Regions from separate parts of the Homo sapiens genome. Here regions 1, 2, 4, 5, 6 and 7 are each linked to region 3. Evidence: chromatin loops called from intact Hi-C (ENCODE). Cell type or tissue: PC-9. All regions are shown on one strand. Region 1 overlaps OSTN (osteocrin). Region 2 has its middle 25 kb from the start of TMEM207. Region 3 holds the start of LINC02013 (long intergenic non-protein coding RNA 2013). Region 4 has its middle 6.3 kb from the start of SNAR-I. Region 5 overlaps FGF12 (fibroblast growth factor 12). Region 6 holds the start of GMNC (geminin coiled-coil domain containing). Region 7 has its middle 150 kb from the start of OSTN.

Region 1 (4,000 bases), 540 kb before region 3:
CCCAATAATTCTACCATTATGTAGTCTCCTTCCACATTGAATAGGGCTGACTTCTCTAATCAATAGACTATTGTGGAAATGACACTGTTGGAAGTAATGAAAGCTATTGCAGCTTCTGCCTCACTTTGTTGGATCACTTATTCCGGCGGCAGCTGGCTGCCATTTCCTAAGTGCATGCTAACAACCCTTTAGAGAGGTTTACATGGCAAAGAGCTAAGGCCTCTCGCCAACAGCCAGTGAGGAACAGAGACTTCCTGCCTTCAGCCAAGTGAGTGGGCCATTTTGGAAGTGAATACTCCAGCCTCAGTATAACTTTCAGATAACTGAAGCCCTGGCCAACATTTTCACTGTAACCTTGAGAGAGACCCTGAGCTGGAAAAAAATGAGTCAAGCTTTTCCTGGATTTCCGATGCACAAAAAGTGTGTGAGAACAAAAATGTTTATTGTCGTCAATTTTAGGTAATTGTTGCATAGCAATAGATATCTAATACCATGAGATTCACAGTGCTCTGAGATTCCGTGAGAGAAGAGACCACACCCAATTTGGGGGTTCTAGAAAAAACTTAGAAAACTTAGGAAAAACTTAAGGAGCATGTAGAAAAAATAAATGATCATCCATGAATCCTGCAATCTTGGTTACTGCAATTTAAAATTAAAATGCAAAACTAAAATGTTTACATTAGGATAGATATCACTATATACAACCTTGGAAGGACTGACATGTGAGAACAGACCAAGCTGAAGGACTTGGCAAGAACCTGTGAAGGATGAGAAGGAAAATAATCAAAGTGTACAAAACCATGTTAAAATTTAAATTCAAATTCCAGAATGATAGGATGAAGGAGCACATTAAATCTGAATGGTGATATGGTTTTAAGGAACCAAAACATAATGGCTTTTTTTCTCAATTCTACATTCAGAAACAGTAGAGAAATAAAATATGAGTGATCAATGTATAGTAAACAAAATGTCATTTTTATTGCTGATCAAGCTGAACATAAAGTGTGTCTTTACATCTGAATTTCACAGGGCTTCCTGTTGTTTTCTCCCTGTATTAGACAGACTTTTATAACTAGTCATTGTTTTCCAATAAAAAGAGGAAGCAAGCCGATAACCTGAACAGGCTCAACTACTCCTCCCAAACTGACCAATCAGAGAAGTGGCCATTCCTTCCCTGGGAAGGAGTGAATAAAAGGCTGGGCAAAAGCCAATTTTTTTCCTAACAGGAGTTCCTTCACATAGAGGACAGAAACAATTGGTTACCACTTAATAAATGGGGTAGTTTTGAATAACAAAAGAAAGTGCTAATTCACTTAGCAGAAAGTTTACTTTTGACTTCTAGGATTCTGTCTCAAAAGTGATAATTCACTTTTCAACAGATTCTGCTCAATTTATGATGAAGGTGCTGATTAGGCATAATGTCAGCTTCTGATGTATTATCTCAAGGAATTAGCCACATGGACAGGCATTCAGAAAGAAACCATGAGTACTGGAATCACATAATGAGATTTAAGTGACTGTACTGGCATGTTTAATTTGAAAATGGCTGTAGATGAGGCAGGAAAATAGGGTCTAGAGGCAGGGAACATAAGTCAGATTCACATTTCAGCTATGACAGAAAATATCCTCTCCATAGCGCATGCCCAGTATGTGACTTTGTAACTTTATTTCATCCCTTCACAGGGCATACACCAAGTAACCAATGGAATCCTCTAGAGGGTATTTAAAACCCCTCAAAATTCCATAACAGGGCCCTTGGGCCCCTTTGCTCAGGCCCGCTCCCACACTATGGAGTGTACTTTCATTTGCAATAAATTTCTGCATTTGTCACTTCATTCTTTCCTTGTTTCATCCTTTCCTTGCTTTGTTTGTGCGTTTTGTTTAATTCTTTGTTCAAGACGCCGAGAACCTGGACACCCTCACCAGTAATATAGAGTTTATCGTATAAGGCAGAGAGGATCTCCATTTACTTGGCTCATGAACCTTGAGAAGCGAATGAAACTTTTAAAACTTCTGTTCAGCAAATGTATTCATACAAAAATATCCTGTAGAATGTTCTTTTGAGGGTTAGGGTCTGTAATATACTTTGCAAAGCCTATATATGGAATCAGGTATTATCCCTTTTGGGAGAAAGTTTTAAAGCTTCATACATAAATTGGGTTGGGAGAAAAGGTAAAAGGACTGTCCCATCCTATGGTCTTGAGCTGAGCTGAGAAGAGGACTGCAGTAAAGAACAGTCACTGGCAACAATGGCCCAAGATCATTATGCTCAAAGGCATTTCCCACTGTGTAAGAAGGCAGCATTTAAAAGGGCGGCACACTCTTGTGAAAGAACATGGAATCTCCTCAAATCACTACCCCAAAGGGAAAGTTAAGTTCGGGAACTGAGTCAATACTACTGCCTTCCTTTTGTTTCTAAACTGATAGCTGTAATTCCACAACGCTGTATCACAGCCTCGTTTCCTCTACTCCCTCTTTTCACATGTTTACTTTATCTTATGTAAACTGTAGATTTACTGAGCATGAGAGAATGCATAATTGACTTTTCCCTCTACTTCCTCTTGTCATATGTAAAATGTAGATTTACTGAGGCTAATCAGAGCCTCACAAGAATGGAAGCATCTGCCTCACTGCCTGCCCTTTCTGCATTTTTCCCCCTCCTGCATGCTCTTTCCCCTTGAAAACACCCTTTGGAAAAAGCACAGGTCACAGGTGCTCCTGTGACTTGGATTTTTTTCCCCGCAAGTATCTTCAACTTTGGCCAAATATACCTCTGTTGATTGAGAAATGCCTCAGTCACATTTTGATTAACACTGTATCCCTTTTTTGTGTTTCCCACACCTGAAATGGAGCTCATTTTCAACTATGTCCTCTGGAGATGACCAAATAAGAGCTAAAAAAGAAAAGCATAAACCTTGAGATGCCGCGATTGGCTCAGTTCTGTGGCATTTCTTCACAACAAATTAGAAAGAAAATAAAATGTTAGACTTTTTACCTTAATCTTTGGGATTTTTGTCAAGAAGGGCAATCATATCTGACAAATTGAATCTGGCATTGCTATTCTCAACTTTAGCCTGAACCTGTTGTTACAGTGCATAGAGCTGTACTGGGGCATGAACAGGAACGGGGCAGAAGAGGGCCCCCACATCCCACCAGGAAAGTCAGGTGACCATAGGTGATGGTCAGGCATTTGTCACACTGCCTCTCTAAAATAATAATTGGTCACAGCCAGCACCAGGGAAAGGCAGTTTCTCTATAGATCAGAAATATCTGAAACTGGTGATTGGCATCTTCCTGATAAGATCTCAGGTGTTGGGTGAGTTTGCTCAAGCATGCGCTTTAAGAGGTCAAAAGGTGGCATTTAACTGGTACATGACCTTCTAGGGGCATTCCACTGAAAGAAGGATGCCAGGTGCTGGAAGCAGGCCAGCATATAATACCCTAAGGCCAAGGTCAAATGGGGCACTTGACCTCCAAGATGCCTGCTTGGCCTTCTTCCAAGTGTACTTCACTTTTCATTCCTGCTCTAAAGCTTTTTAATAAACTTCCACCCCACTCTAAAACTTGCCTAGCTTTCTTCTTCTGCTTTATGCCCCTCAGTCAAAGTCTTTCTTCTAAGGAGGCAAGAATTGAGATAGCTGCAGTCCCGTTAGGATAGAAATCCATATATCATGGATACAGTAATTCTAAAACTATTCATTTAATGCATATATTCTAAGTGAATCTCACTGTTCCTGGCCTTTGACAAATATCTTATTCACACAGAACTTTAATTTCTTTGTAGAAAGTCGCTTGAGGCAACGCATAATTGACTTTTGCCTCTACATCCTCATTTCACATGTAAAACCTAGATTTACTTAGGCTAATCAGAGCCTCACAAGAATGTCAGCATCTGCCTCACTGCCTGCCCTCCCTGCCATTTTTCCCCTCCTGCTTGCTCTAGCAGCTTTGTAGAAAGCTACTTTCTGCAAAGAAATTAAGTGGAAAGTCACGGCCTTGG
Region 2 (4,000 bases), 280 kb after region 3:
TGAAGACATCTACTCTCTTCAGAAACCTACTAAGATTATAGGAAAGAAATTAAACTGTTTTTAATTCACAGAGACAGAAGTAAGATGACAGTAAGAAGAAAGTTAATCAGAAGATTTTAGTACTTGGAAAGATGAATGAGATGGACACAGATGGTTGTCATGATTCACTGAGATTTTGAGTTTCTCTGCTTTGCTAAGCGTCAGGGAAGAAATAGAATGATTAAGCTAATATTTGCTACGGCAATCCAGAAATGTCCTAGAATTAGAGGCAAAAGAAGTGAAGAGAATTCTGAAAATGATAGTGAAGCTAATCTATAGGAAGACAGCATTGCAGCAGCCCGAAGAAGAGCCAGTTCCAATCAGAACATAACAGCAATGAGCTACAGGAAATAGGAGGAATGATTAAAGAAAAATATATATGTAGCTTTAATGTTAAATTAGTAGTAAGTGGAAAACAGGGGAAGTGAAAAAAACAAGGCATTTATTAAATCCATGAAAAACAAAAATTGGATTAACTATAAAATGGTTAAGCTATGAAAATTAAAAATAATTAGTACTGTTATAAATGGTTAAGCTATGAATAATGTAAATAATTAATACTTAAATTGATTAAAATGTTTAAATTAATATTTTAAATATATATTATTTATATTAACAATATAGGCAAAGGGAAAAGGTTTGTGAAGGAAGGTGGCAGGATACAGTAAGAAACCTAAATGCTAATCTCAGATTGTGAAAATTTAATTATTATTATTTATTAATAATTTATTATTTATTAATTTATTAAATAAATAAAGTATTAATAAATTAAAACCAAATGGTGCCAAAACACATCATTTTAGAATTGGATAATAAATATTTGTAACAAAATACTTAAAGAGTTGAAAATTGTTGTCTCAAGAAATTGGACTCGGAGATAATGTGTGGCTTAGGTATGACAGAAAAGTACTGATTTCTATTTCGATTTTATAGTACTACTTGACTTTTAAAATTAAGTTCATTTATTACTTAAATAGAAAGAAATATAAAATTAAACAAGTACATGATTTGGCAGTGTTATAGCTTGTAATTCCAAGCCAACAAAGGAAGTCATACTATAAAGAAGTAAAAAATGTAAAACATATCTTCACGTAATGGGGCTACAGATGATTTTATTTTTTATGTTTCTTGATTTTCTAATGTTCAATTAGACTTCAAAAGTATATATATACTTTTATAGTTGAAAAGCTCACAAATTCTGTTTTAAAAAGTAGACAAAAAGGTATCTATCTATCTATCTATCTATCATCTATCTATCTATCTACCTATCTATGCATGTGTGTCTGCTTTCATTTAATAGATGAGAAAGTGTGGACCCTGGAAGACGATTTGACTTGCCCAAGTTGTATAGCTAATTAGTGTAAGAAACAAAACTAGAGACTAGGTATTGACATCTTTCAGTTCCTATTTCAGGCATTTTTCCACTATGATCTTCTAACTTTAAAAGTGACTATAATAAGTAAACATCAGAGAATGATCAATATAACTATATTGATCTCAAATGAGTGACTCTAAGAAAAAGTTTTTGTTTGTATCCTATGAGCTACGTATGTTACACCCCATTCCATTTACAGAGCAGGCAGTGGTTATAATTAACCCATAGAAAAGCGTAAGCACATCTAGAAACAGAGCTAATGATTTATCAGCTAATTTGCCTAAGACAGTAGTGAAAGTCGGAGTTGAAGTAATTGGAATTTATTTTAAAGTTAATTGCGTTTATGAGTCAGTACACTTCAAACAAAATACCTGTTTGGTGTTGGTTGGTTGATTGGTTTATTTCTGTGTTTGTAATAGGATTGAATTTTTTTTCTTCCCATGTTAAAGAATGTTATTTATTTATTTATTTTCGGAGACAGAGTCTCACTCTGTCGCCCAGGCTGCAGTGCACTGCAACCTCCACCTTCCAGGTAGGTTGAAGCAATTCGCCTCCCTCAGACTCTGCACCCGCCACAACGTCTGGCTAACTTTTTTTTTTTGGTATTTTTAGTAGAGATGGGGTTTCGCCATGTTGGCCAGGTTGGTCTCGAACTCCTGACCTCAGGTCATCCGCCCACATCGGCCTCCCTGGTATTACAGGCAGAGCCACCGCGCCAGGCTGAGAATGTTTGTTTTTTAAAATGAGGGTTGTTTTTTTTTCTTTTTACTAATGATTGTAGCAATTTCTTTGAGCATCCACCAGAGGGCATGAAAGCCAATCTATGATTCCAGCCCATTAGCTAGCTTGGATTTAATGGCTAGAAGAAACTATGAAGCTGAGTTACTACTGATATCAAATTTTTGACAGACCCTAGCAGAATGAAATAATAATGAGGTTCACATTTGCAAAAAGGTATCTAGTTTCTTTCACAAGAAAGCTGAGCATCAGGTGAGATGCCTGGCATCAGAATGTAGAAAATTTGAAATAGAAACCATCTTTCTGAGGATGAGGCCTATGAGTTTGAGGTGTCTACAAAGGTAGGCTAATTTGTGCATATAATGCCCACGTGGTACGCAATATCTACAACACTGGCCTTATAGATCTAACCTATATCATTTTTACCTGACTGCAAGTTCCTTTTTAATTTTCAGTTTTGTAGTTCCAAATTTGTTTCATTTACATTAGCACCACAACTTTATAAGAGACAACTTTAAAATTCAATATCTTTCACAAAAATGAAATAGAGCTGGGATAGAGTTAAAATAGCATTCATGTGGACAATAAAATGAAACTCTCCCAGAATATTATATTTAAGGCAAAATGTGAAATTCTTCAAAATTGTGTAAGAGAAAATGAAATAATGAAAATGTGTTGGCTATAAAACCACTCTGTTGAGAGTGATCTAAAAAAAAAAAAAAAGAAGAAAAGAAATAGACTATACATTCCAAGGGAATCTTTTACTTTCAAATTCATTTTGCTTTGTGATTTTGTACAAAATAATCCTATGCAGGCATTTTTGAATGTTTAATATTAGATGCGATAAAAAGTACCATTTTTGTTTTTCACAGAACTAGCTATAGTTCTCTGAAAATGAAATAAAAGTAATGCCTGCTTTACAAAATGGAATAGGTTAATAATAAACAAAATGAAATTTGTATTTGTGCATTTGGAAAATATTTATTCTCTGAAATTATGCCAATTTATGCTTGCGATCTAACTCATGAAAAAATAATCTGTATCAATCAAAATGCTAGATTTTTATATTATTAAGATAAAAATGGCATTGCTCAGAATTACTGACACTGTTGATGAATGCAGGTTGCTTAATTTTACTATTATGTTTGTTTGGGAGGGTTTCCTTTTTGGAAAATCTGTTTTGGGACATAATGAGAAAAAGTAATATGAGTTCACTTTTTCTAATAATTAATGTAATAATGTCTCTCTTTATATTTAAAAAAAAGCCAACTTTTGTCCATAAGGTAGGAAAACTGGCCATACAAAATGAAGTCATATCAACTTAGATTATTCTCTCTTTTATATACCTAAATCCAGGTAAACTTATAATGTTAGAAGAGTCTTGGGTACTACTAATTGTCTTCTACATTTAGAAGGACTAGAGCTATTATCTTGTTTTGAAAGGTGCAAAATAATTTTTAAAAAGCCTAGATATTTATTAGAAATAATCAGTGGACAATTGCATGCTTATCTAATATTCTGTGGAGTACTTTGCCACCTGTGACATGGTCAAAAACTACATTAATGCTATGTGAAGACAGTTGAAGTAAGAGATGTAATGCCAATCTCTTAAGAGTGGCAAAGCATTGCTGGAATGTTAAGTATCTCCCATAATGCAAAATTTCTTCCATCTTTATTTTTTCTCCTTTTAGCAAGGTTTATTGACTGCTTCAGTTTCTGCTATATTAACTAAATTAACTTACATGGTTCCTATTTACAGAATTTGAAGATTTCCCTTTCTCCTACAGAGATCCTCTCTAACACCCTCCTCTAATCAATACTTCCCATTCAATAGCTTTTTAAAAAACA
Region 3 (4,000 bases):
AGTTGTGCCCAAATTCCAAACGGAGAAAGGTTTAATGAAGCATGTCTGATCCCCTCCCACACCTTCCATTCATGCCCTGAATTAGTTGCTCAGGTTTCTTTGGGATCCCTTTGGTGAAGAGGGGAGTCCATTTAGTCTGTTAGGGGCTCAGAATTTTATTTTGGTTTACATAGCCCTTTTCACACAGAAAACCACAAGCTGCTATAAACTGAGAAGGGAAAACTAAGCTTTAGAAGGAAGATCAAGTTTGGTTTTGAACATACTAAGTTTGAGACATCTATCAGACACTCAAGTAGAGTTGTAGGCATTTGGAAATTGGAATTTGGAGTATATGGGAGAGATGCAGAGTGGAAATATAAATTTGGGAGTCATTGGCCTATAGGTGGTTTTAAAAGTCATGAGGCTGGAGGATATCACCATGAAAGTGAGGCAGACCCAGAAGAAAATAGGTTCAATGTCTGATCTCTGGGCATGCTTCTGTTCCAACAGCAGAGAGGAAAGTAAAGGAAACTGACAGAAGTAGTCATTGATATCAGAGGCAATCCAGGATGATATAGTGCTAAAAGCCAATTGAAAACTTCTCCAGAAACATGAGGTTAGAACATCTCGATGGCCTTTGTAATTCAGGCAAGCTGAGCCTCAGTACCCATTCAGTCACACCAAGTGTAAAACCAGTCACTTAACACTGGCTTGCCAAGAATTGAGATTAAACGGCAAAGCCGTCTACATGAACAAACCACACATATGCACACTAAAACAAATTAGAATTTAAAAATACCACCCTTTCCCATAGACTTGAAATTTGAAGAATATTGATTTGAATATTCCAAGGCATAAGAAGAGAAGGTAGAATGGAAATGTAACATGGTGCTGGGCTTTCACATGGGCGCCGTTTCAACGTGATCAGAGGAAGCATCACTGGCCCCCCGAGTAGAGGTGGTGAATAAGCTAAATGACTGCCCGATTGAGTGGCATATCAGTCTAGTGAATCAAGCCTCAAGTACCTTATTGATGTGTCACACTATAAATCAACTTAATAAGAAATTTGCAGGTATGTTCAAATGTTAAAGTAACATTTTGCTTTCCTAGAGGACCTTTTCCCATTTTGAAGAGACCTGCTTATGCCATCTTTTCATGGAGATCAGCCATCTTCATTGACAGGTTCAAATTTTCAGAAACTCAATTTAGACCAAACTGTTAGAGAACATACTGATCAAATGATATGAGGCCCATGCAACCATAAAGCTGTAAATAAATGACAACATCAATGTTAACAGTGAGAAGGGAAAATAAAACCTAGGGCAAACACCCACCATATTTCAACAACTCTTTCTTAGACCTCAGTCTAAGTGCCAGCAAAATCTTGCTCTGAGACACGTAGTTGTAGTTTTTCATGTTTGCCCTATTGTTGTCTGACGCTATTGCCACATCTGACCTTTATACCTTAACTTTCCCTGTTAAGGACTTGCTATAAACCTCCCTCACTGCTGGCTGGCAATGCCCTCCAGTGGCCATTGTTGAAAAAGAGCCTGAAAAGAAGGTCCCAATTCTAGAACGGACTACGAGAACATGAAGAGCTAACTCACACTGATAAGCTGTTGTAGTGTGTTTTAGCATTCATTAGTTTTCCTATCTTTTTTCTTTTTTCTTTATTTTTTCTGACAACCCATCTTTCTTGATAGTCTTTCCAAATGTTCTTTCTTTCTTGACTTACTTCTAAACACATAAATCTGCATCCTATATCAATGCCAACTTGACATGGATGTCTATGTTTAGAAGGAATTTATGGCATAAAGGGCAAGCAAGTGCAGACGGTGTGGGTGCTATTTCAAGCTTTCATGGATCCTGGAACAAAGCAGATTATTTGAAGAAGGTTTTAATCCTGGAAAATAAATGCAAAAACAGCATTCACAACATTCTTTTCCTAAAATATGTTGCCTAGTGACCAAATTGAATCAATTGTCAATTGATCCAGTAGGAATCTCAATGGATGGTCTGTTTGACAAGGCTTTGTGAGGAAAAATAAGGATGAGCTTGTGAGGCTCTGTCTACCCAGGGGAAAGAAGTGTGTGGCAAGAAGAAATTCTAGAGAAGGAGTGGAACGGAAGACAGGAAAAAGCTATGTCTGAAAAATAAGACAGGAATAGAAAGTTTCAACTTAATTTTTTAAAAAAATTCATGTAAGATATTGAAGAATATTGAAAACATACAGCAATAATAAAAGAAATATTTTTATTTCCAGCCTTTATTATAATTAAAGTGCTTATTTTGAAGACAGCCATCCGACGGGGAAGCAAATATTAGTATCATCATCTTCAGACATTTGAGAAAATTGATTCAAATAAAGTTAAGGAATTTGACCAACGTAACAGATGATCTGGGTCCAAAATTCATTCTCTTATGAAAGAACATTATGAAAAAAGAAAATTAAAATGTAGGAAGGAAAATACTGAAGTTTGGAAATAAAGTAAAGACGTTCATTTAAACATTAATGTGCCCATATGTATTAGCTCAAGGTACCATAACAAAACACCACAGACTGGGTGGCTTAATATGAACTTTATTTTCTCACTGTTCTGAAGGGTGGACATCCCAGTCAAGACTCCAGCTGATTCTGTTCCTGGTAAGGGAACTCTTCCTAGCTTGTGGCTAGCAGACTTCTTGCTGTGTTCTCACGAGGCCTTTTCCCTTTGTCAGAACTAAGAAAAAGAGACAGCCCTGGTGTCTCTTCCTCTTTTTCTAAGGACACCAGTTCTATCAGATTAGGGCCCCACCCTTGTGACCTCACTCAATCTTAATTACCTCTGTAAAGGACCTGTCTCCAAATACAGTCACATTGGCAGTCAAGGCTTTCATTTATGAATTTTGAGGAACACAGTTCAGGTTATAGTACCATATTTTACCCTAGCTAAATGAAGTAAGAAGCTAAACGTGATACCAGAAATACTCTTTAATGCAATTTGTATAATACAATTAAATTTCATTCAACAGAGGGGACATAATCAAAAACAAATTCACCACTCATGGAAGAACAAATCAGACATCTAAGAAGACTATTAGCAAAAGATGGCCAATCCTTAGCTCAAAGCTTCAGAAACTAGGCTTCTGGAAGCAGTCTTCTAACATGACACCAGAAAGACCCTAAGGGCTAAACTACAACAACCTGAATAGAGTATCTTGATCTCATCTTTCTCAAATGTGAATTCTTCATTTCCACCCCAATATCATCCCTTTGTAGTGAAAGTTTTCATCATTTGTTTTTATCCAAAACAGACAGTAAGACAAATATTCAAGTTTTCCCAAGAAATGCTGGTAGGGGAGTAGGGAGGAAGTGGAGAAGTAAAATAGGAAATGGAAGAATTCTAGCGCAGGGGGCATTATGAAGTCATGTACCACTATTGGTAACTGGAGCTAAATCTTTCTGGGGAACCCTAGAACTCTAGTGGGACAGAGTTTATGGGTATATTATCGAGTGAGAGGAAAGTGAAATATTGATCTGTCATCTTCCTTTATGTTATTTGTTGAGGGTTGTTTCTGGGGCAATAACTATTGCACTTCTAGTTTTCCTTGAGTGTAGACCCAATATGCTCCTACAGTCAGAAAAACACAAATCCACAGGCAAATAGCTGCATGTGTTCACAGTAAGACTTAAAACAAGACCGTATTTTCCAAATTATTGTTTATCATCATGGAGATACCCAAGCTATTTCCAAGTCTTGTTGTTTCTCTATCCTCAATATCTCTAGAATACAGTCAATTTCAATATCCATAATCCTACTAGGCTAGGCATATCACCATCATTTGCCTAGACTTTTGAATATGTTTCTAGATGGTCTTCATCCTTTCAGTATGCTTTCCTCCAGTTTATTCTACACATGGAAGCTTTACTATAGTTATAAAATATAAATGTGATCATGTAATTTCCCTGCTTAAAACACTGTAGTGTTACTCCAATGTCATCTGGATAAATCCACACTTGTTATCATACTTTGGACTTCTT
Region 4 (4,000 bases), 180 kb before region 3:
AGCATTTTGAGAGTAAGAGTAAGAGCAAGAGAGAGAGGGAGAAGAAATTAAATGCTTAAACATAATTAGCATACCTGAATAGGAAAAGAGATACTACCAATTAAGTCAGTTGGCTTGTCATCTTATGTTCCCATATCAGAACTTTGATAGGTCAGAAAAGACATAGAAAGAGAACAAATAAAGAATAACACTCAGTAAATGGATCAAAACTATACCTATCCCAACCTTGAAATCTTTTAGTCTTAAAAGTCAGCTGAGAGTCTCATGTAAAAGAGGATGAGTTTCCAGTAAAAATCCTTGAGGCTTCTGAATAAAGTGAACACACTGTGAGATAACAAATGGAATATCTAATACTAGAGAATAAAGAGTTAATAAAATAATAGAGAAAACAAGTATTTAAAATGCAGATATAAATATTCTCAAAAATTTAAACATGTTGAAAAACAAGAAGCAAGAATCAATTGGAGACACTGGTTGTCGCAAATACATATGGCTGGAATAAGAAAGAACCTTGGCTGGGCGCGGTGGCTCACGCCTGTAATCCCAGCTCTTTAGGAGGCTGAGGCAAGTGGATCATCTGAGGTCAGGAGTTCAAGAACAAACTGGCCAACATGTTGAAACCCTGTCTCTGCTAAAAAATACAAAAATTAGCTGGGCGTGGTGGTGGGCGCCTGGAATTCCAGCTACTCAGGAGGCTGAGGCAGGAAGAATTGCTTGAACCCAGAGGCGGAGGTTGCAGTGAGCCAAGATTGTGCCACTGCACTCCAGCCTGGGTGACAGAGTGATACTCCGTTTCAAAAACAGACAAACAAACAAATAAACAAATAAATAAATAAAACTAACCTGAAAGTATTAGCTGACTAAAAGAATGGATACAGCCTAATTAAAAAAATGGAGGTTAGGAAGAGACTTAGTAACACTCCCATAATAGAAATACCAGAAATAAAGAAAGAGAATAAAAAAGAGGCAATGAATGAAAAGAATAACTCAGAATTCATTATAATTAAAGCCATAAAAGCTCAGACTGAAAAGTTATGTACGATTTCAATCCTTCAAGAGACGAACATTCCTGCACCTAAAGACACACTGAAATATAAAAGTATTAAAGATATTATCTAAGAGATCCCCAAAGAATAAGCAAATAGTCTACAAAGGAAGCAAAGAATCAAAGTCATGTTAACTCTTCTTAATCTAAGAATATATTCACTGTTTTCATAATTTAACAAATAATAGTAATAAAAATGCAAATTAACTTCTCATCTCAAACTACATTATTCTTAGGATGATGAATAGATGTTTATTTGTTCTTCACAAACTTCCCAATCCTGATTTCCTTGAAATTTAATAAATAAGTTTATAATAACTTTATTGTTAAACAGGTCGTTGTCAAATTGCATTTGTCTACTTTCTAAAACATATTCTTAGAAAGTACACAGGGGCATCATAACTCTGTTTTACAATATCATCAAGCAGAGAATTATCTCAGTTGAGAATGATGGCTTTTAAAAAGAATCCTACTCTCATAATTGTACTTATTTTCCATTGGTTTCTAAATGTGCTTCCCTATATTTTCATAAATTTAAAGATAGAGGACAAAAACTTCAAGACCTGGTTGGTATTTAAAGCGAATTAAGTTAGCTTCATGCTACAGAGTCATAATAATACAAAATTCTAGAATTACTGCAACATTTATTTCTTTTACATTAAATTAAAAGGAGAAATTACATTTTTCAATCAGAATGTGTATTGCGATAAAGGGACATTTATTCCTTACTTCAGTCTAAACGTATTAGAAAAGTCTCCCAGAAGCTCCCTCTAGCGTCTGAAGGATGCAACAGCTCACTGGCAAAGGATTTGTGAGACAAACAGATGTGAGAATTTTAGTGTCTAAAATGTATGGCTCAAAGAGCATGGAGATCATCAACTCCAACACGCATTCTTCTTACAAATGGGAAAACTAAAGGTCCAGAGAGAATGCTTTGTCTAAGCTTACGCTGTTAGTGGTAGATCAAGTAGAAGTCAGGTCTCCTGGCTTCTAGTCCACAGAGCATTCCATTCTACTCTGTAGACTTGGATTTGGAATAAACAGGCCCAGAGCAGAATAAAAGCAGAAAATTTTAAGAAAATGAGATTTTTTTTAATTGAAGAATGTAAGGGATGAGGAAACAGTCATTGGGATAAAGGAGGAAACAACGAGGTTAACATTAATGAAAAGGGCTAGGGAATCATAGTTATATGTTTAAAGAACAGGAACCCAGGGCGGGCGCGGTGGCTCACGCCTGTAATCCCAGCACTTTGGGAGGCCGAGGCAGGCGGATCACGAGGTCAGGAGATCGAGACCATCCTGGCTAACACGGTGAAACCCCGTCTCTAGTAAAAAGACAAAATAAAATAAAATAAAATAAAATAAAATAAAACATAAAATAAAAAATTAGCTGGGTGTTGGCGCGTGCATGTAGTCCCAGCTGCTCGGGAGGCTGAGGCAGGAGACTCGCTTGAACGCGGGAGGCGGAGGTTGCAGTGAGCCGAGATCGCGCCATTGCACTCCGGTCTGGGTGACAAAGTGAGACTCCGTCTCAAAAAAGAAAGAGAAAGAAAAAGAAAGAAAGAAAGAAGGAAAGAAAGAAAGAAAGAAAGAAAGAGAAAAAGAAAGAAAGAGAACCCAGAGACAGGGTGATTAAGATGATGAGTTAAAATTTACCATACTTGAGAGCTTATTGATAGATGATTGGAAATATTCTTAAATTGAACATTTGCAAAACTATGAATTTTATTTGTGGGTCTTAAGATCACTAATGAAGTTTAGCTACTAATTCCCCACTTATTAAAATCTATTACTTAACTATTATTCTCTTCTTGTCACCTGTCTCAGTAGAGATTGCTGACAATGCAGAACATGAAAATGCCAAAGCAAAACAATAAACCTTGATTTCCTGCCCTATCCTAGTTCATGATAATGGACTGGCAGCGGGGTCGTTAGTTAAAACAGCCATGATATATTATCCTTAAATAGTGTGTGCAACTTTTGTTCTCCTCATCCTTCTCCCAGAGCGCACAAAGGACAATGCCTCTCTAGAGAAATCTCCAAGAATGAGCTACCTTTAGAAACACAAACTGCAAACAGCCTCATAGCTTTATCCTTAGGTATGTGGCTTTTGTCTTCATACCGTTTCTGGGAATTAGTTTGTAAAAAATAAATTCAACTATTTCTTTTTAATGAGTATTGAATGTGAGAGCGCGCTGTATGTATAGAGAGGTACATCAAACAGGTCATAGTCTGATGGGGAAAACAGGAAGGTACAGAAGTGGGAAATATTGTTTCTAGTACCTTTCAATTCTCAGAACTTTTTACATCTTAGCAATTGTGGAATGTGATGCTGAATGCTCTGGAGATATTATTACCAAATACATACTGTCAGGTACTAAGGATACTTGATACATGAGCTACTGTTCACCAACAATACCAGTGTAGGAGGTGAGTGAATAAGGAAGATATAGCTGCAGTGGAACTCTAACAAATAAAAACGTGTTAGACAAGAAGCTTCCACATGGAATAATGCAGTGTGAGCACTGAATTTTAAAAAGTGTTGAGTATGCTGGGGAATTGCAAGTAAGTAGATGAGAATTTCTGAGTTTCTATGCTACATCATTTTATGGAATGAAATAACAAAACTCCTCAAGGCTGGCTTGTTTACTCATTAATTGAGCTGTTTCTTGCCAGACAAAAATGGTAGAGATTTGGCGATAAATTTCTGCTAAGTCACTTTGAAAAATGAGAGGACTTCATAGTAATTTAGTTCTTTTTTATTTTCAATTTTCACAATCATCATCATAAATAAAGACAAATACCTAATAAGCTAAAATATATTGAGAATCAAACTTGTGCAATGTTCTACAATTAGTGTTTTTACCAACGTCAATCACGTTTTATTTTTGCAGAAAACTTTTAACTCTGAGGCAATACTATATAACCAATAACATAAGAGAAACAGCCAAAGCA
Region 5 (4,000 bases), 1.7 Mb before region 3:
GCAAAGACTAAAAAGATGAATAGAAATCTGCCAAATGTAAAAGGACAGGACACGTGATGGTGGACGGGAGTGAGAACGAAGGATTAGGGATCTCAGGAAGACTGAGGAATTGTTGGGAAGTGGTGGAAGAAAATACTGTAGGACAGGAGGGAGGTGAGTCAGAGTTGGATGTTTCAGATGAAGATTTCAGAGGTGGTGTATGTCCATGTTTGCCTTGGATGCGAGTTGTGAGGCAGGATGGAGGAAAATATTATTCAAGGTGAGGATGCCGGTGGTCTGACGGCTGGTGCTGGATGCGTTACACATGTAGATGCTGACCTCACTGGAAAGACAATGGAGAGGAGTAGAAAGGAAAGACCATCTCTGTTTGCTGACTACTGTCAGACTATGCATCTTTAAAGACCCACGGGAAGCAGAACTTCTACGAGGCCATCTGTGAATTGCCCAATTTGATACATGTTGTCATTCTTTTAATTCCATAGCATCTAATGGTTCATTGCATAACTTGGTGCTCAACGAGCATTTGCTTAATTTAATGCTTCCGTGATACATCACTGTTAGAAACGGATGTGTTGAGCTAAATGAACTGTGTGTTTAACCTGCATCTATTGTTATGTTCCAACAGTTCAGGCAAACTGAATTGCCGATTCTGAAAGCAGTTTTGTTGAGAGAATACCAATCTATGTTTTTCACTTGGTATACAGCCATATAGTTTAGAAAGAATTTCCCTGTATTTGTGCTAAAAGGGTAAAACTATAGCTTTTTAAGTAGTCACTTAATGTTTATATTTCTGTTCAGTGTCTGGGTATAGTCTCACTTTTCTGTAGATAAACTTGCAACTTCAAATGACAGGCATGAATTCGAGACAGATGTCTCCCATGTCTGGAATCAAGACAAATTATATCACTTGGCTGTCACAAAGAATGCCTCTTTTGACGTTATGGAGCAATTTGTTTAATGACACAATTGCTAGGCTGTGGAACAGATGACTGTCTCCTTTGTTGCTTAGAATTCCTGGGGCACTGCAGAGAGCCAAGCAGTTGCAAAATGATTGGTGTGTCTGGATAACTCTGCAGTCACGGTGCCTGAGTGGCAGAGGAGAGGAACAACTCTGTTCTACTGGTGGCAGCTGTTCTGCCACTTTAGGGAAGGTGGGAGGTTTGTTTTCTGGTGGCCGTGCTGCCAATCTTTTTGCTTGGCTAATTATTTGAATCCATAGGATTCCAAGAGCAAACTCATAAGAGTTTGGGATGAACTCTTTAAACCTTGCCACGTGCAAAACGCTGCTGCATGTATTCTGAAAGCCCATGGAAAGAGAAGCGTGAGAGACCCCCACCTTTCAGAATTTCTAGGTGAAGATATGGATCTCTGATGAGCTAAAATAGGAAGGTGGAGTAAAACGACCCCTGGATAAGGATGTTCTTGGGGTGAAGGACTCAGGAAAAGGCATCTGTTTGAATTTTCTAGAATAAATTGGGAAAGCTTTCTAGATGAGATGCTCTAGGAAGCTGGGCTATAAAAAACTAGTAATAGTGTAATTTGCAAGAACAATGGCAATTCTATTCCTAAATTGCTTAATTCCTGGATTCAATGAAGAAAGCAGTGGGGTCTCTAACTGGAGCGCACAGTGTGCAAGAGAATCAACTAGATGCTAACCTCAAATGCCCCTTCCTGGGATTCAGCCCCAGAAATTCTAATTCAGTTGATGTTGGGTAGGGCCTAAGAAGCTGCACTTACAACAAAAAAGTATAGGTTATTTCAATGCAAATGTCTATAAATCACACTCCTCTGTGAATTGCTGGTGTTAAATATGAAAAGGTAACTTGTTTTTGCAAAATGGATGGTAGTTTCAAAGATAGAAGAGATTCTTCAGGAAAGATTTAATGGAAGAGTAGTAATTAGTGCTCTGCTTTAAAGCATGGTGGAATTTACTGCCCAGATACTATGTAAATTTTAACTTGAATGCAATCTGCATAATTAGTGCTCTTTTTTCTTTCTTTAAATTTCTGTTACAAATCTTTTATTTAAAGAAGCGAAGCTACTGTTGTCCTTCACCTTAAATTTTACCTGAGGACGGATTCACCGTACAGATATTTCTCCTGCTACTCAGAGAATCCCTAAGATAGAGAATTCATGAATTCAGGCTTCGCTTCACTGACTGGAAGGTGTTCAAGCCATTTAAAAATACAATTCTCTTAAACGTGTTTTGAGAGCTAAGCCGAAACACAGTCTAATTCGCAGAGGGAAGCAATTTCCCTCATGTCCACGAGGTGGCGCTCGCCCACCACTCCTGGCCTCCTGTGCGTAGCAAGCAGGGCTGTGATGGTGTCTAGAAGCTGAGAGAATCTGGGGAGATCCTGTCAGCATTATGGCATAGGCTTGTTTGAATTATTCTTAGAACATAGAATGACAATATACTCTGCTTTTTTCCCCACTGGTTCCAGTCTTGTCTAATGCTGAAGGTCACATTATCTTGTTCCAGAAGCAATGTTAGGATCAATTGGCTAACTAGAAGAAACAAAGACAGTTTCACAGAAAGGCAAGATAAAAAAAAAGACAAAAGGAACAAACAAAGAGGGCTGAGTCAAAAGCATGGAATCCTTCTAATAAACCTACTGAATGGGAAATGTTGGAAGGTGTGAAGAGAGAAGGAAATTGTGGCGGATGATGAATTCAGGTTTGAAAAAAAGTGAGCTCAAATCTTTCTTCTCCTTTTTTCAAGGTCAGCTGTCAAGGTCAGACCGGAGAGAACTGGAGGGGATATGGGTGATGTCACACACTGTGGCAGGCTGGGCGTTGGTTTTAGGGCTTGGCTACGGAACTCAAGGCGGCCAGACTGATGGTCATTTTCCTATTTCTTCCTCACAATCAACTCGTTAAAGTCCATGCAAATGTCTGTGGTTTGGTGAAGAATTATTACTTTATTATGGCACTATAGGGACTTCCGGAACTCTGAGAATCCATGGTCCTGAGTTGAGAGGAGGTCTGTAAGTCCTGGATAAGCCCAGTGCCTGACATTGGGCCAGCATTGCACCTTGCAGCGCCAGTGCTTCTCAGCCACTCTGTTTGAGCTCTCTTGTTGCTACCTGCCCCACCTGCTATTCTCCTGGTTCCCATAAGCTACAGAACCTTGTGTGTGCATCATGGAGCAGAACTTGACCATGATGGGGAATTTCCATCCTGGCTTATTTTGTGTGAAGCAAATAAATAATTGTGAAAAGGGTAAAGCAAAGTCCAAATGAAAATGCAGATTTTGCTGAGCTGGAAATCATCTTTAAATTTTTTTGCTTGTTTTCATAACTTATAAGGTATATTGAGAGACATTTTGAACTCAGGTCTTAACCGAAATGTTATTTTAAATATTGAGCCAAAACAAAATTATTAGCTGTAAGTTTTGAAGCAGAATGCTGATTATGTTGCAACTGCTTTTCAAAATCTTCAATGGCCTGAAAGATACAGTTAAATACTAACCTAGGTATTCAAAGCTCTCCAACAACCTTTCCAGCCCTACTTATTACTACTGTCCTGCAATACTTAAGTTATTTATATTTTTATAAAATATCTATCTTCTATATTATTATCCACATTTAAAATCTGTATGTAAGAGCAGAAAAGAATATTCCATTCTATCACAACTCAGTTGTGGATATAGGAGCTACAGTGACACAATTGTACAAAGCAGTGAAAACCTCACTTAAGGTTATCTCTGAATACTATGATGTTTACGTATTTTCCAAAGAGGATGGATATGCTTGAAAATGTCTGAATTTCTCTGTGTTGTATCAACTGAAATCCAGTCTTCCCAAATAAAACTCCTTCTTTCAGCTTAATCAAAGATCTTGTTAATAAAGATGGAAGACACGGCCGGGCACGGTGACTCACGCCTGTAATCTCAGCACTTTAGGAGGTTGAGGCAAAGTGGATCATGAGGTCAGGAGTTCAAGACCAGCCTGGCCAAGATGGTGAAACCCCGTCTCTACTAAAAATACAAAAAATTAGC
Region 6 (4,000 bases), 160 kb before region 3:
AAGTATTTTAGAGAAAGAGCTGTGCAGAACAGGCTCAGAAGTTTTCTCAATTCCTACTCCCTGTCTGGTGTTAGTTTGCTAGGGTTACCATAACAAAATACCATAGACAGGATAGATTGAACAACAGAATTTTTTTTTTCCCCCAAAAATTCTGGAGGCTGAAATTTCAAGAGCATGGTGTTGGCAGGGTTGTTGGCTTCCCCTGAGGCATCTGCTCTTGGCTTGGAGACAGGTGCCTTCTCACTGTGCCCCTACATGGCCTTTACTGTGTGTGTGCCACCCCTGGTGTCCCTTATAAGGGCACCAGTTTTATTGGATTAGGGTCTCACATATGACTTTATTTAGACTTAATTACCTCTTTAAAGGCCTTATCTCCAAATACAGTAACTTTGGGGTTAGGGGTTCAACATATGAATTTGGGGAAACACAACCCACCCATAAGAGTAACCATTACATAAATGTCTATAATGTGCAGTGGACATAAGCCAAGGTGGGTCAGATACCACATACATGGAGCTAGGAGCATGGATGCTTCAGCCAGCTTGGGTTTAAATCCCAAGTCTGCTACTTCTTAACTGTATAATCATTGGTGAAATTTCTTAATGTTAGTGCTTCATCAGTCAACCTGTTATACCAGACAATAAGAGTACCTACCTCCCAGGGTTAATGTAAATTGCTTTATATCTATTACGTTAGTAAGTTGAAATAAAAGTTGGCTATTAGTGGTGGCTAAATGGTTTTAAAGATGGTGTTACTCCTCTTTCTCCTCTAGATATAATAGGAACTGTGAGAATAAAAGGTAAGAGAAAAGACAGGAAATCAAATGCTTTAATTGAAAGATATTAACATACACCAAGTTTTCTTAATTATAATCATTTATTTTATTATAATGTGAAGAAAGGTACAATATAAAAAGATACTTGGATTCCGAAATTTGTAACTTAATTAATTGTTTTTACAAATCTTTGTTGAGCACTTATTACATGTGAGAAAGCGTTTCTGGTATTTTGGAGACAGCAGGGAACAAAATAAACAGGAATTGCTATTCCAGTGAAGCTTACATTCCAGGATGGATATATATCACCTCCATATTTAACACTCATTTCAGAAATAGGGGAAAGTAAGACACACCCAATAGAAAAAAAAAAAAGTCAATTGACAACGTCATACAGCAAGTTAATATTGTTATCGCGTAGCCAGAAAAAAATACACAGGAAGCATACTAACTCTGGGGCCAGTTAGATGGGCTTCCCTAAAGAGTCCCTTGACCCCTGTGATGCCGGTTTGGGCTTTTCTTACCCCACGTCCAGGCACCTGGACCATCTTCTCGCCCGGCCCGGCTCGGCCCTGCCCCGCGCTGCGCGTGGAGCGGGAGGGAGCCCGGCCCTCGCCTCGGTCCCGGCTGCGGGGTCGCCGCCCGTCTCCCCGCCCGTCTCCCCGCCCGTCTCCCCGCCCGCGGCGAGTCCACACTGGGGCCGGGTGTGAAGCAGCGCCGCGCACCCGGAGCGAGAGGGCCGGAGGTCCTGCCTCTGCCCCACGGCCGGTGGCCAGATCGGCAGGTCCCTGGTCCCGGCGCGGTGGCCGCCCAGAGCGCGAGTGACTTTGTCTTCTGCTGGGTGACTCCTGGCTCACGTCACCGGTTTGACAGCCTCTCACCAAATCACAGAGCGGCGCTCGCCGGGAGCTCTGGGCGTCACCGGGAGCTCCCGCAGATTAGAACTCGCCTCTCCTAGCTCCTCCCCTCAGTCTCATTTAAAGCTCCCACTGGTTTTACTGAAAAATTGAGTGGGCTCAGTTTCTGCAGCGCTTTCTTCCACTGCAAGATGGTAAGTGAGGAACTGGCGTTAGCTAGTCCGCTGGCAAACTTGGGTCTCTGAAAGTTAATAAGCTTTGCATTTAGAATTTATTCCACCTTCGGAGCAAGATTTCTCCGCTACCCGCCAGTTAAAACAGATCCTCTCTGCTGCCCTGTGTCTCTTTTAGTATCCTCTATCTGCTTTCTCTCTCTCTCTCTCTCTTTCTCTCCCTCTCTCCCTCTTCTTTCTCTCCTTTCTCTCTCTCGCCCTCTCTCTCTCTTTCTGTTATTACTACTTTCCTTACTTTCTCCCCAACTTCCCCCTCCACCTGCACTCACTTTTCATTCTACCTCTTCCTCTAGATTATGCATATATTTGCAAACACTTGGACATGAACTTGTCTAGGGATATTTGAAGTTTGTTTTCTTCTCAGGTATCAATTGCATAATAGCTTAGCTCTGATTCCAAAAAATAAAATAAAAAATAAAAAACCTCAGGGAAAGAGTCTGCAAACATGCTTTTAAAATAAAAGAAAATTGCACTTGATAAACTTTTGGCTGAATTTCTTTGGTCTGCACTGCCCAAGCTGGACTTGCTTCAGAACTGGAATTTTTCAAAACTTAATTTACCGAGAACATTAACAAAGTGCGATTGAATTGACTTAACTTTTTTTTCTCTTTTTTCTTCTTATTTGTTTTCTCTCTGTTTATGTTAATGTCCAAAGAAGCCCTGTAGTAGTCAAAAAGAGTTTTTCCAAAGCTGGGCTCTGCTAAAATGAATGGCTTTTACCTGATTAAACATTGACAAATAATTTAAATTTGGTGTTGTACAAATTAACCCAGGAAGGCTGCATACCTGCCCCTGCCTGGACGTATGGAAAGACTGTGTGTTTGAGGTTCAAGAAGTGGAAGGCAGGAGAGTGTTCACTGGATCAGAACACAGTGGAGAATACATGCCAGTTAATGGCAAGATAACTTTGGAGGGGCACTGAGCCCTAGTGATGGACAGAACTAGAGCTTGCTGTCTTTGCTAACGAACTTCTTTCAGCTTTGATTATACGTTTACTTGGAGCAGCTTTGTGGTCCTGTGCTTAGTGTTGGGAGCAAAATGTTTTAATTATCTCTGGGACAGAGATAGATAGATAGATAGATAGATAGATAGATAGATAGATAGATAGATAGATAGATGATAGGCAGACAGACAGACAGACAGATAGATTGATGGACTATGAGCCAGCAGTATGTTAGGTCAGACGGAGGAAAAAGGAAGGAATAAGGCAAGTATGATTCAGAAACAAAAATGAAGACGTTAGTCTATATTATGTCACATCCATTTCAGCTTTAGCATTCTGCGTTCTTTGTCCTTCAGGAGTTTTAGAAATATAATTAAGGTATTTGCAGAAAGAACCAAATAGTTCTTATGGTTTTGAATCATTAAGTAGAATTCCCTTTATTTAGATCTGGGTAGACTATTAGATGGGCTGGTCGTTGCAACAGACAATCCTCCTGGATATGTACAAATTTCACCCATTCAATGCTAGTCTGCTCTTTTGCTCAGAGGGCCTAAGGGAAATTCTGGGTAAACCAAGAAACTCATTCCCTTTTAGTAATTATAATTTGACCACCCCAAAATTAATATGGATCTATACTTAACACCTTTTCTGATTTTTTTTCTTTATATTTCACTGCATGTAATTTCGGTATTTCTCCCACCCTTTCCCCCTTCTAAATCTCCATCACCCCATCTTTTGGGACCCCTCACTCCCCCCATACTGAATTTCACAGAACACCATTCTGCCTTGCCAAGACCAGTACTTTGTAGGAGGCCAGAGCTATAATTGCCCGTATTCCACTACAACGTCAGAATCTAGTGTTGACGTTTCCACGGAGACTTGGGTCTCTTTCTGGGCTGCTGGTCTCCTGGACAACAGAGAGCTCCAACAAGCACCACAGGCACAGGGTAAGTTCTGCTCTTCTGCTTCCCTGATAGATCTGGAGCTCTTTTCCATACCCGTGGCTGCGGAGCATCATGGGCTGGGACTCTAGAATAAGGGACGATATGGAAAATTTAAGTAAACCCAAGGACTCCTGATTTTTACAGTCATAAAGCCTGCTGCTTTACACTTGCCAAATAGTGAAAATGGGATTCTTTACCTTGCCCACTGGATAGCATGTATTTCTCCCTACAATTTACAGTTCTTGGAG
Region 7 (4,000 bases), 350 kb before region 3:
TATGACAGTTGAAAAGTGCCTCTCTTGAGTAGGCAATGTATATTGACAGTGAGAATACATTGTGGGAAACATAACAAAAAATAATTCCAATCTTTTGTTTCAGATTTTCACAATTTAAGTGCCAGAGCAATCCTATTTATTTATTTATTTATTTAGAGATGGAGTCTCGCGTTGTCGCCCAGGCTGGTGTGCAGTGGTGCAATCTCAGCTCACTGCAACCTCCGCCACCTGAATTCAACCGAATTCTCCTGCCTCAGCCTCCCGAGTAGCTGGGATTAAAGGCGCCCGCCACTACGCCTGGCTAATTTTTGTGTTTTTAGTAGAGACGGGGTTTCACCATGTTAGTCAGGCTGGTCTCAAACTCCTGACCTCAGGTGATTTGCCCACCTCGGCCTCCCAAAGTGCTGGGATTACAGGCCTGAGTCAACTGTCACTATGAACTGTACATATAAAGAAACTGAGTTTACTCAGTTTCAATTGAACAACAAAAAAAGACATGCCCAAAGTCATACAACTAGTAAATTATAGAGTCAGAATTAGAAACCTGGCAGTCTTATTTCAGCGCCTACAGGCTCAATTTCCATAGTGTTCTACCTTGCATTGAACAGAGTTCTAACTTCCGTCATAAGTCTTACTACTCTGTGCACTGAACAATGGTTAAATGTGTCTAGATCTCTCTTTCCAACAAAAAAAAGGTAATGGTATGTAAAGAGCTTAGAATAGTGCCTGACAAAAACGTTTAATAAATGATAGCTAAAATTAATATAATTATTAAAATAGAGAAAGACGAATTTCTGTCTGACATTACCTAGAAGAGCCTGAACAAAGGGACTTAAAATATGAGGAGAATTTTGATGGGTAAAATTTAGGAGGAAGAATAGCAAAGGTTGGATTCAAATACATGCAGGTAGAAGGGAGGAGACTGGGCTTGCAGGAGCTATGGCTGAATCAAAGGCGGAGTGTTGGGAGAATATAGTGAGAAACAAATAGAAGAGAATTCGTGTGTTCCATTTGCAGTGGAAAATCCATTGACAGGCTTCTCAGGAGGGAAAGGACCTGAATATTTGCACTTTACAAAAATACCTTCGGAAGCAGAGTGGAGGGTGAGTTTGAGAGAGGGAATAGTAGGAAAACAAGTAGAGAGATCTATAGCTAGTTGTCCATGATAAAAGACTGACATGTGTAGTGTGCTTATTATATGCCAACCACTATTCTGTGCTCATTTAGCACCTTAACTAATTTACTTTTTATAATAAAATTGTAAGATAAATAGGTACTTGTGCAGGTTTCCACTTCACTCTCAAAACTGTCCTGGTTTGCACAATACATTTTATGATCACCCATTCACGTGGCACTTTTTTCCTGAGTAAAGGTAGCAGGAAGCAGTAAGGTGAAACGGCTATAGTGCAGCAACTACAGTACTCAGTTGATGTGTTGGGAAGGTTTGGAAGACAGGAGCCTTGAATATAAGCTCTAGTTCTCTTCTGGAATTGATTCTTTTATCAATTATTCCTGATCATGGGAAGCAAAGATTGTTATAGGTAGAAGGGATATAGAGAGTATCTATTCCAATAGGTATATATAATATACTTTACCTGTATGTGAACACATACAGAGCGTAAGTAATATTTCAGGAGGTTATAACACCCCCACCCCAACCTTGCAGACAAACTTTGGAATGTGCTTTTTTTTTTCTGTGAGAAATAATACATCATTGTTTTATCATATTATCAGGGTTAGGGGCCATTTATCTAGGACAACCTATAATAAACAGAGTCCCAGAGAGGAAAAGTAAGTATTTTTACAGTTACTTACAGAGCCATAACTAAAGCCTATTTTATCTTGCTTTATTGTATCTAATAAAAACAACTTAAAAGATGTGTTTTTATGATTATTTTAATGTTAGGTATAGTCTGCTACTCAGCCATGGGAAAGATAAACAGTGATCATGAGATCCAAGGAGCCGGGGATTGTATTAGTTTCGTTGACAGTGTTCTCAGTGCAGAGAACATAGCCTGACACGTAATAGGCTAGGTTAACATTTGCTGGATGAATAAATAAAATGACACTAATTTGATTAATTTTATTGTTGTAGTGTTAGGTTTCTGTAAATAAAATATATTTTTCAACCACATGGTGGAGCCATTTAACAGTTACTCGAAAAGTAGAGCTGAAGAGAAGGCCATAAAAGCCACTGCATCTTTCTTCTGAGAAAGTGATTTAAATCCAGAGGATGAAATAAAATATTTAGATAATTTATCTGGCTTATCTCTTACTTAGAAACCTATACGGAAAGTAAATTGGATACAGGACTCGAACTGTGGATAAAAGGTGGAAATGCAGCACATATGCAGCTTTTTCCTATACTGGTGTTGTGTGGGGATTGTCCTAATCCAAAGGACATTTGCTTGGTGGCTGTTAGGCACCACACTAAAGCATGCTTTTGGTCACTCAGCACCTTTGGGAATAACAAAAGCACACAGGACAGCTGAACCAAGATAGAGATGCTACCTGATGTCTAAAAGTGCTGATATGTGTGCTGCAAATGTCTCTGACGGAGAAAAAATAACAACTTGTGCTTCTCCAGATGAAGGTAAATAAAGAACTGGGGATTAAGAGAGGTAGGACATAGCGTTTTGTAAGTGAGATTTGGTTATAAAGCTAGGGGGAGGATGGTTAATGAAGTCTACTAACAGTGGATGATTCATTTAGTTTAGCTTTCCCATTCAATAACGGGGGAAAGGGAACTAGTGAAATTCACCCTCTCTACTCCACACCATTTCAGAGTTGGCATTCCGGTTGTCGTCTAATGCCTCTAGATTCTCTGCACTCATTCTATTCCTATTTTCAATACACACATACCCTTCCTCTTATATACACACATGCATATACGAACTCATAAATACTCAAGGCTCCAGCTGTGGCCACCAGCCTCATCCTCTGCATCGTGCCCTAGGTGACAGGATGATATGTGACCAACTATTAAAACACCACTTTCTATGCACATCTTTATGTAACTGAATTTAAGCTATTTTCTTTTCCTCACAGTTAAGTAACCTGACAGACTATCTTTCTGAAACTTCCCTAGACAGATAGATCTTGAACTGGGATAGATAGTGGGACGATTTTTCTCCTATAAAATATCCTTGTCACACTAAGGAAAAGAAACATAAAGACAGCCCTAGGACAGAGAATAGAGCGTAGCTGTCATAGACTCAATTTTGAAGATTTTCTTTGAAGATTTTCTCAAAAGCCTGTTCTAAGCCCCTTGTCATACTTTAAAAAAAAACTCTTTTAATTTTTTCATTTCCCAAACTCTCACAATTTTAATGCAAACTTCTTTTCATTCCAAACACTAAGATAAACATGCCAAAATCCTGCTACATCAATCTAGTAATAATGGTTCAAAATCCAGTTTTTTTTACCCAACCATGTATAAATGCCATTTTCTCAATGCTTCACAAGTATTATGTGAGAATATCCATCTTGTCAGTGAAACCCCATTGACATTTTCAGGGGTTTGCCAACTCAACAAATTTCATTTTAAGGAGAATTTGAGGCTGATGGGGAAGTTTTTGTGAATATGTGTTCATGTGCCTGTGAAAGTTGGCATGATTTAAATAAATTTATCTTCCTCTTTAAATGTTTTACAAAAGAATATGAATGGGTCATCTGGAGCTGAGACCTGCAACTTTTTTTTTCTTTTTATTTTATTTTTTTGAGACAGAGTCTCTGTTGCCCAGACTGAAGTGCAACGGCATGATCTCAGCTCACTGCAACCTCTGCCTCCCGGGTTCAAGCGATTCTCCTGCCTCAGCCTCCCAAGTAGCTGGGATTACAGTCTCCCGTCACAACACCCTGCTAATTTTTGTATTTTTAGTAAAGACAGAATTTCACCATGCTAGCCAGGCTGGTCTCAAAATCGACCTCAGGTGACCCACCTGCCTTGGCCTCCCAAAGTGTTGGGATTACAGGTGTCAGCCACCACTCCTGGTCCAAC

What was found. A loop is a pair of places that touch in the nucleus more often than their neighbours do. Peaks named below come from ENCODE experiments on the same cell type or tissue, not always from the same donor. Only the 100,000 strongest peaks of a DNase experiment are listed, where the experiment ranks them.
Region 1: a loop joins it to region 3, with 16 times the contacts of the local background. A loop is called at or near these places in 4 of 110 quality-filtered maps.
Region 2: a loop joins it to region 3, with 5 times the contacts of the local background. A loop is called at or near these places in 2 of 110 quality-filtered maps.
Region 4: a loop joins it to region 3, with 3 times the contacts of the local background. A loop is called at or near these places in 8 of 110 quality-filtered maps.
Region 5: it touches region 3 in a loop (20-fold over the local background); 4 of 110 quality-filtered maps call a loop at or near these places.
Region 6: a loop joins it to region 3, with 6 times the contacts of the local background. A loop is called at or near these places in 13 of 110 quality-filtered maps.
Region 7: it touches region 3 in a loop (8-fold over the local background); 49 of 110 quality-filtered maps call a loop at or near these places.

What each region holds. Positions count from the first base shown.
Region 1 is chr3:191,236,994-191,240,993 of GRCh38, reverse strand. The region is part of intron 3 of OSTN (osteocrin); the gene reads right to left. Among named protein-coding and RNA genes, the nearest start is that of OSTN-AS1, 4.4 kb to the right of the region's middle. In PC-9, no CTCF peak of the experiment used is centred here; DNase peaks (open chromatin) are centred at 2,433, 3,323 and 3,773; H3K4me3 peaks cover 871 bases; H3K27ac peaks cover 2,785 bases.
Region 2 is chr3:190,422,785-190,426,784 of GRCh38, reverse strand. No RefSeq gene overlaps it. Among named protein-coding and RNA genes, the nearest start is that of TMEM207, 25 kb to the left of the region's middle. In PC-9, CTCF peaks have their summits at 2,042 and 2,244 (motif pointing right); a DNase peak (open chromatin) is centred at 2,164; H3K27ac peaks cover 562 bases.
Region 3 is chr3:190,698,712-190,702,711 of GRCh38, reverse strand. LINC02013 (long intergenic non-protein coding RNA 2013) reads left to right here and starts at 3,398. Exons shown (of 2, transcript NR_183762.1): 1 at 3,398-4,000. In PC-9, a CTCF peak has its summit at 1,505 (motif pointing left); a DNase peak (open chromatin) is centred at 1,451.
Region 4 is chr3:190,882,229-190,886,228 of GRCh38, reverse strand. No RefSeq gene overlaps it. Among named protein-coding and RNA genes, the nearest start is that of SNAR-I, 6.3 kb to the right of the region's middle. In PC-9, CTCF peaks have their summits at 1,602 and 1,807 (motif pointing left); a DNase peak (open chromatin) is centred at 1,818.
Region 5 is chr3:192,442,970-192,446,969 of GRCh38, reverse strand. The region is part of intron 2 of FGF12 (fibroblast growth factor 12); the gene reads left to right. Among named protein-coding and RNA genes, the nearest start is that of FGF12-AS2, 70 kb to the left of the region's middle. In PC-9, CTCF peaks have their summits at 2,083 and 2,283 (motif pointing right); a DNase peak (open chromatin) is centred at 2,289.
Region 6 is chr3:190,860,439-190,864,438 of GRCh38, reverse strand. It overlaps GMNC (geminin coiled-coil domain containing), which reads left to right and starts at 1,745. Exons shown (of 5, transcript NM_001146686.3): 1 at 1,745-1,826; 2 at 3,581-3,755. The coding sequence starts at 1,824. In PC-9, no CTCF peak of the experiment used is centred here; a DNase peak (open chromatin) is centred at 1,628; H3K4me3 peaks cover 1,769 bases.
Region 7 is chr3:191,049,287-191,053,286 of GRCh38, reverse strand. No RefSeq gene overlaps it. Among named protein-coding and RNA genes, the nearest start is that of OSTN, 150 kb to the left of the region's middle. In PC-9, a CTCF peak has its summit at 2,131 (motif pointing right); a DNase peak (open chromatin) is centred at 2,126.